3 separate regions of the Homo sapiens genome follow, and regions 2 and 3 are each linked to region 1. Evidence: read pairs that join two places in POLR2A ChIA-PET (ENCODE). Cell type or tissue: OCI-LY7. All regions are shown on one strand. Region 1 overlaps TBC1D9 (TBC1 domain family member 9). Region 2 overlaps TBC1D9 (TBC1 domain family member 9). Region 3 has its middle 74 kb from the start of TBC1D9.

Evidence for each region. ChIA-PET counts read pairs that join two places held together with the same protein. Peaks named below come from ENCODE experiments on the same cell type or tissue, not always from the same donor. Only the 100,000 strongest peaks of a DNase experiment are listed, where the experiment ranks them.
Region 2: POLR2A ChIA-PET joins it to region 1 with 13 read pairs; 3 of 35 experiments call an interaction of 5 or more read pairs at or near these places.
Region 3: POLR2A ChIA-PET joins it to region 1 with 17 read pairs; 3 of 35 experiments call an interaction of 5 or more read pairs at or near these places.

The regions. Positions count from the first base shown.
Region 1 is chr4:140,719,873-140,722,372 of GRCh38, reverse strand. The region is part of intron 1 of TBC1D9 (TBC1 domain family member 9); the gene reads left to right. Among named protein-coding and RNA genes, the nearest start is that of TBC1D9-AS1, 9.0 kb to the right of the region's middle. RefSeq lists an enhancer at 1,365-1,424. In OCI-LY7, no CTCF peak of the experiment used is centred here; DNase peaks (open chromatin) are centred at 1,172 and 1,742; H3K4me3 peaks cover 1,910 bases; H3K27ac peaks cover 2,198 bases.
Region 2 is chr4:140,620,004-140,622,503 of GRCh38, reverse strand. It overlaps TBC1D9 (TBC1 domain family member 9), which reads left to right. Exons shown (of 21, transcript NM_015130.3): 21 at 1-1,722. The coding sequence ends at 309. Among named protein-coding and RNA genes, the nearest start is that of UCP1, 52 kb to the right of the region's middle. In OCI-LY7, no CTCF peak of the experiment used is centred here; DNase peaks (open chromatin) are centred at 1,133 and 1,413; H3K4me3 peaks cover 2,105 bases; H3K27ac peaks cover 2,500 bases.
Region 3 is chr4:140,828,840-140,831,339 of GRCh38, reverse strand. No RefSeq gene overlaps it. Among named protein-coding and RNA genes, the nearest start is that of TBC1D9, 74 kb to the right of the region's middle. In OCI-LY7, no CTCF peak of the experiment used is centred here; a DNase peak (open chromatin) is centred at 1,279; H3K4me3 peaks cover 1,666 bases; H3K27ac peaks cover 2,076 bases.

The sequences.
Region 1 (2,500 bases):
TATCTGCAGTACCAGATGGAAAGGTTAAGGGGAAGGATTTCAACAACCACACTTGGTTGCAGTTTACATTGCTGCTTCTCTTTATTTCTGAGCTTTTTTCCCCCTCTTTCATTAATGGAAAATGAATGAGTGAAATTTAAAAGTGATTAGTGGAATTTCTCAGGCATGTTCCTTTCCTTGTTTCCATGCCATTTGAAGCTATTATGGTTGAAGCTTGGTCTGAGTAAACATTTTCTCACCCCCCATAGGCTCCCCTGCTACTATGAATTGAACTTCAGTTAACTACTTCCATTGATTAAAAAACAGACTCCTATAGGAGTCCCAGGACAGGGGAGGAATAAATCCTGGCCTGGTGATGGGACAGGCCAGACCTGGGAGAATGGGCTAGGTATGTAGATCCACTGAGGCTAGGCATGGAGTCTGGTAAGGGCTCAGCAGAAGGCAGTTGGTTAAGGTCTAGGCCGAGATGAGCAGATGTGAGCAGGTAGAAGGACTACATGCTCAGGAGATATGAGGTGTTGGGCAAGTTATCAAGACGGGCATTCAGTCACAGGAGAACAATTCTAGACACTGGGTCAAAATGATCCTGTTATTAATAAAACCAGCAGGAAGATGGGGGTTTGGAATCTATCAACATTCCAGAAGTTACACAAATGGGGATTACGGAGAATACTGAAATTGTTATAGATTATCAGCTAAAAATAATGAAAATGGGAAGGATGCTGTGGAATCTGAAGTAGGTAGGGATTGAAATAAGGTTGAATTTTCTGGAAGCTAGAGAAAGTCCAATTATTCCTCTTTGTATTTGTGTGACTTCCCTCTTAGCATCCTCAACTCCCTTGAACTTATCCTAGAAGCTGATGCATCGACACTCCACAGGCTCTGGAGTCCAGCCGCCCTGGCCCAATGACTGGAGCTGCCACTTAGTAGCTGCCACCTGGTAGCTGCATGCCCCAGTGTCCTCATTCATCAAATAGGGATAATAATTGCATGTATGTCTTAGGATATTGTGAGGATTAAATTAGAAAATGCACATAAAGTGATTAGGAGCCTACCTGGCGTAAGGTCACCACTGTTAGCTATTACTGATGATATTTGATTGTTGTTTCAAGGGTTAATTGAAATAGTGTATGTGTGGCGTATCTAGTACATTTTAGTTTCACTTCTGCCTTTTTGTAACAAAGCCAACCAGAATATAAACAAGATTTATAGTGCAAATGGAGACCATGTTCCCCAGACCCCGCTGCACCCTCAGAGAGGGGCCCCCAGGATCTCCAGTCTTCCCCACCCTTCTAGGTCCACTTATCTGCGGCCAGTTAGGTGCGGTGCAAGTCCGGGAACCTTCTTCAAAGACTGGCTGAGCTGAGTGAGGGCTCTGACCTCGGTGAAAGAGCACTTTCCAGGAGCAAAGAGAGAAAGGAGCTGCACTTGCCTGTTGGGCCACTGTGGCTCCTGTCTGGGCGCACACACAAAGAGCTGGTCTGTGGTCTCACCTACAAGGGTCATGTTGTTCCCTTCCAGAGAACAAACAGAAAATATTAAACCTGCTGAGGCTGGAACTTGTCACTGAGGTTAGAAGCTTACGGGTCACCTTAGAAACCAGCTCTTCAAAGGTTACTCCTCCAGGAAGAGGGTGCATTAAGGAGCCTTTCCCCTAACAGAAATAGCAACAGCAGAGAACTTGCCCTCTTCTCTGGGATGGCCAATATTACCACCCAGGTAATATGCTGGTATCCTCACTGGCCCTGACGGGCCACAGCCTGCATTTCCTGTGTGTGGGAAGCAGCAGAATAGACTGGCTTGGACAGTTGAGCAAATCCCAGCTTTGCTCACTTAATGTCTCAGCCTCCATTTCCTCATCTGTGAAATGGAGATAATAATTAGCTGGGGTTTTGTGCAGATTAAAGAGATAATTCTGTATTAGGAAACCTCCTAGCCTAAAAGAAGGGGCTTAATAAATCTCCTCTTCCTCATAAGAAGTTTCCTAACTGGTCTTCTGCTCCTGTTGTCTCTTTCCTAACTACCACACACTGTTGTTAGAGTGGTTTTTATACAACAACACATGTGACTCCTGAGCCCAGAAACTTTTTGTTTTATTGATAAAGTTTAAGCAGTTTATCTTGAGGCTGCCCACCACAATCTGATGTCTATCCCAAACCTTTCAAGCACTCCCTTGCTATTGAGCTGATGGACTTACTGCTCCCCACACATCCCATGTGCCTTCCCACCTTGGGGGCTGCCTTCAGCCACCGCAATCGGTACTATTTATTGAACACCTACCAAGTGCCAGGTGCTGTGCAAAATTGGTTCATGTGCAATATTTCCTTTAATCCTCATTACAACCTCTCAGGAAGATACTATTATCTTCATTAAGTGGGTGAAGAAATTGTGGTTTTTATCAGTTATATAGCTTGCCCCAAGGTCATGACCCTAGGAAGCAGTGGAACAGGGATTCCACCCAGGTTCTTAATGCAAAGCCTGTGGTTTTGAAAAGCTACCT
Region 2 (2,500 bases), 100 kb after region 1:
TACTCGGTGCTGAGTGCCGGCTCCCACGAGGAGGACAAGCTGCACTGCGAGGACATCGGAGAGGACACGGTCCTGGTGCGGAGCGGCCAGGGCACGGCGGCACTGCCCCGGAGCACCAGCCTGGACCGGGACTGGGCCATCACCTTCGAGCAGTTCCTGGCCTCCCTCTTAACTGAGCCTGCCCTGGTCAAGTACTTTGACAAGCCCGTGTGCATGATGGCCAGGATTACCAGTGCAAAAAACATCCGGATGATGGGCAAGCCCCTCACCTCGGCCAGTGACTATGAAATCTCGGCCATGTCCGGCTGACACGGGCGCCTTCCCGGGGGAGTGGGAGGAGAGGGAGGGGAGGGATTTTTTATGTTCTTCTGTGTTGAGTTTTTTCTTTCTTTCTTTTAAATTAAATATTTATTAGTACCTGGCTTGAAGCCTAGTGTTTTCATAATGTAATTCAATGAAAACTGTTGGAGAAATATTTAAACACCTCAATGTAGGTACATTACACTCTTGTTGCGGGGAGGGGATTTACCAGAATACAGTTTATTTCGTGAATTCTAAAAAACAAAAAGATGAATCTGTCAGTGATATGTGTGTATTATAACTTATTAATCTTGCTGTTGAGCTGTATACATGGTTTAAAAAATAGTACTGTTTAATGCTAAGTAAGGCAGCAGTCATTTGTGTATTCAGGCTTTTTAAATAAAATTAGAGCTGTAAGGAAAATGAAAAGCCACAAATGCAAGACTGTTCTTAAATGGAAGGCATAGTCAGCGAGGGTAAATCCTATACCACTTTAGGAAGTATTAAAAATATTTTTAAGATTTGAAATATATTTCATAGAAGTCCTCTATTCAAAATCATATTCCACAGATGTTCCCCTTCAAAGGGAAAACATTTGGGGTTCTAAACAGTTATGAAAGTAAGTGATTTTTACATGATTCCAGAATAACACTTGTATTGACCAATTTAGACAGATACCAGACCAATTTTGCATTTAAGAAATTGTTCTGATTATTTACGTCAACTCATTAGAATTCAGTGAAAAGTAACAGTCTTTTGTCACAGAGAATCTGAAAGTAGCAGCAAAGACAGAGGGCTCATGACAGGTTTTTGCTTTTGCTTTGCTTTTGTTTTTGAAAGAGTAAAAGTACTGATGCTTCTGATACTGGATGTTTAGCTTCTTACTGCAAAAACATAAGTAAAACAGTCAACTTTACCATTTCCGTATTCTCCATAGATTGAAGAAATTTATACCACATATCGCATATGACCATCTTTCCATCAAATCAATGTAGAGATAATGTAAACTGAAAAAAAATCTGCAAGATAATGTAACTGAATGTTTTAAAAACAGAACTTGTCACTTTATATAAAAGAATAGTATGCTCTATTTCCTGAATGGATGTGGAAATGAAAGCTAGCGCACCTGCACTTTGAATTCTTGCTTCTTTTTTATTACTGTTATGATTTTGCTTTTTACAGATGTTGGACGATTTTTTCTTCTGATTGTTGAATTCATAATCATGGTCTCATTTCCTTTGCTTCTTTGGAATATTTCTTTCAACACATTCCTTTATTTTATTATACATTGTGTCCTTTTTTTAGCTATTGCTGCTGTTGTTTTTTATTCTATTTACAGGATGATTTTTAAACTGTCAAATGAAGTAGTGTTAACCTCAAATAGGCTAAATGTGAACAAATAAAATACAGCAAATACTCAGATACAGCTTTTTATCTTTGTGCTTGAGTTCCTGCCTAAGGCAATAACATTATTCTTTTGACAACTTTTGCAGGGGAAATTATATCAGGCAACCATTTTGATTAAGTAAATAAATTTTATAGGCAAACATAGAGAGAGAAATACAATTTGTAGTATATCAATGACTATATTTAAAATAAGGAATATAATTGTTATCAGTTATCTAACTTAAAATGCTTATCCATAATGATCAGTGATATTCAGCTTTTTAAAATATGCTTGTTGGTTGCATGTCTGTCTTCAAAACCACAATGAGATACCATCTCACACCAGTCATTAAAAAGTCAAAAAAGAACAGATGTTGACGAGGTTGTAAAGTAAACAACACAAATATACCGTTGGTGGGAGTGTACCTTAGTTCAACCATTGTAAAAAGCAATGTGGCAATTTCTGAAAGAGCTAAAAACAACTACTATTCAACCCAGCAATGCCATTACTGGGAATATACCCAGAGGAATATAAATCATTCTGCTATAAAGACACATGCATGTGAATGTTCATTACAGCAGTGTTCACAATAGCAAAGACATGGAATCAATCTAAATGCCCATAATGGCAAATTGAATAAAGAAAATGTGGTACATATACACCACGGAATACTATGCAGCTATAAAAAACAAGATCATGTATTTTATGGGAACATGGATGGAGCTGGAGGCCATTATCCTTAGCAAACTAATGCAGGAGCAGAAAACCAAATGCTGCATGTTCTCACTTGTAAGTGGGAGCTAAGCGATGAGA
Region 3 (2,500 bases), 110 kb before region 1:
CGAGTCTTTAAAATGATGGACCAATGTATCCCCTGATATGATGTGATAAGAAGAGTAATTCATCTGTGTGGTAGTCTTCACCATAAGCCTATAACCCCACTCTAACCATTTGTTGGACAATTTGTCTAATGGACAAATTGGGGAACATTCTACAAAATACCTGACTAGCACTATTCAAAACTGTCAAGATCAGTCTTTGAGAAACTGTCACAGACCAGCGGAGACTAAGGAGATAGGATGACTAAATGCAATGTTATAATATCCTTAGTGGGATCCTATAACAGAAAAGGGGCATTCATGGGAAAAAAATGGTGAAATCTAAATAAAGTCTGCAGTTTAGTTAATAGTAACATATCAATGTATATATTTAGTTTTGATAAGTGCACGTCAGTAATACAAAATGAAAGCATTAGGGGAAACTGAATCTGGTAAGAGTCACATGTGAACTCTTTGTATTTTTGCAACTTTAATGTAAATCTAAAAATATTCCACAATTATAGGTTTATTTTCAAAAATGATAGGCCAGTAGTAAAATCTAAATTATGGCTTGTAGAAACCAATTTTTCCATTGGCTTCACCGTTTGTAAATCAGCTTCCACAATCCTGCCTCTTGGATGTATCCTTTAGGTAAAGGGACAGTTCTTTGAGGATTTTCCAAAAGATTCCTAACTTAAATGTTATATCAAAAACAGGTTTGGCATGGGAGAATATAAAGCACTTGTAAGAGCCTCATATAAATGGTCACTGAAAGAGAATACAGATGTATTGAGAGACTAAATGGAAAGTAATGTCACCAGGCAGGCTATAGACCAGAGAGGCAGAGCCTATATTTAATCATCCTTCCTGGTCCCTAGTCTGTTGCCTAAATAAAGACATTTTCCAGATAGATAGATAGATAGATAGATAGATAGATAGATAGATAGATAGATAGATAGATAGATAGACAGATACTAAGAAAGTTTACTACCAACAGACCCTCATTAAATTTACTTATAAAAAATAACAAAATTATGTAAATTGGGAGAGGAGCGGTCAATGTTAAAATATTCAGCAGCTGTTGATTTATTTCAGAGGGAGGTGAAGATATTGATTTACTTCAGATTCTGTTAAAGCAATTGTGTTCATTTAGTTAATCTTGCACAATAAAATTTCAAGGTAAACCTATGACATTCAAACTTAAGACTTCAAGGGGAATTGGACCAAAACATGGGCTCCTCCCTTTTCTCTGTTCCACTTTTCATTCTCTGCTTCTCCCTAGAACTAGAGAATTCTCAGGCCCATGACAGGTGTTTGTTGCATATGAGGATCAAAAACTATGTGAAACAAAGAAACAGGAAACTGTAGATAATAACCTAATGAACTGTAGATTCAAATCCAGTGGCAACAAGACTGGAGTCATCCTCTTAGGCCACTCCAAAGTCCTAGGGAGGGAGAAGTTTCTCAACACTCTCTATCCTCCAGCTGCACTGGACTACTAGCTATTTCTCAAACACATCATGCTTTTCCACAACTCCATGACTTCCTCCATGCTGTTCCTTCTATGGAATGCCCTTGCACTATCCTACTTCTTCCTCAAAGTCCAGTTTAAGCCTCACTCCTGAAAGGCTTTCCCAACCCCTAGGCAGAGTGAGTTTTTCCTTCTTTAATATTTCCCTAGTGCCCTATTTACATCTCCCTGTAACACCAACCCTATTGTAGAGGTCATTTTTTCAGCCTGTTTCCCAGAAACTGTGAGCTCCTGATGAACAAAGTGCCTGACACACAATAGGTGTAAAAAAAAAAATGTTAAGTAGGTTGATAGATGGATAAGTGGATGGATGGGTAGGTTGTGGCAGAAAATAGTCAGATGCCCAACAAATCCACTTTTCCTTTCTCTTGAGCATGCTTTTAGATTACATTTCCTAGCCTCTTCCATCTAGAAGAGGCCATGTGACAGAGTTCTGGCCCATAGAACATGTGCAGAAATCATGGGTGCCATTTTCAGGATAGTCCTCTAAAATCTCCACACCAACCCTCCACATCATCTCTCCCCGTGTGCCAGGCAGATGCAGATGACCCAGTAGAAGACGCCAAGGCCCATGGCAAAGAAGCCAAGTGGAAGAAGCCTGAGTCCCCAAACAACTGAATGGGGCAGAGACCCCTTGTCCTGAATTGGATGATGACATGAACAAAAAATACACCTTTATTGTGTGAATTCACTAAATTTGGGGATTGTAAGAACAGTTAGCCCAGCTTGACTATACATGAATGAATCTAAGAAACAACATAGTTGAGTGGGCTTCTGATTTTCCAAGGAACATCATTAGCTCCATAAAGTCCACTGGCTCATCCCTAGACCATAAAATTCTTGCTATTGGTGTTGTCTTGATTAAAAGAAACAAGCAAATAAATAAAACCCTTTATGATGAAGGTGACCTCTAGCTTTTGGGGAGTCAGGAAACATTCTCCTTTTTTGGCAGAGCTGCCCCTAGAACACTGAAAATCCCATAGGTTATATTGC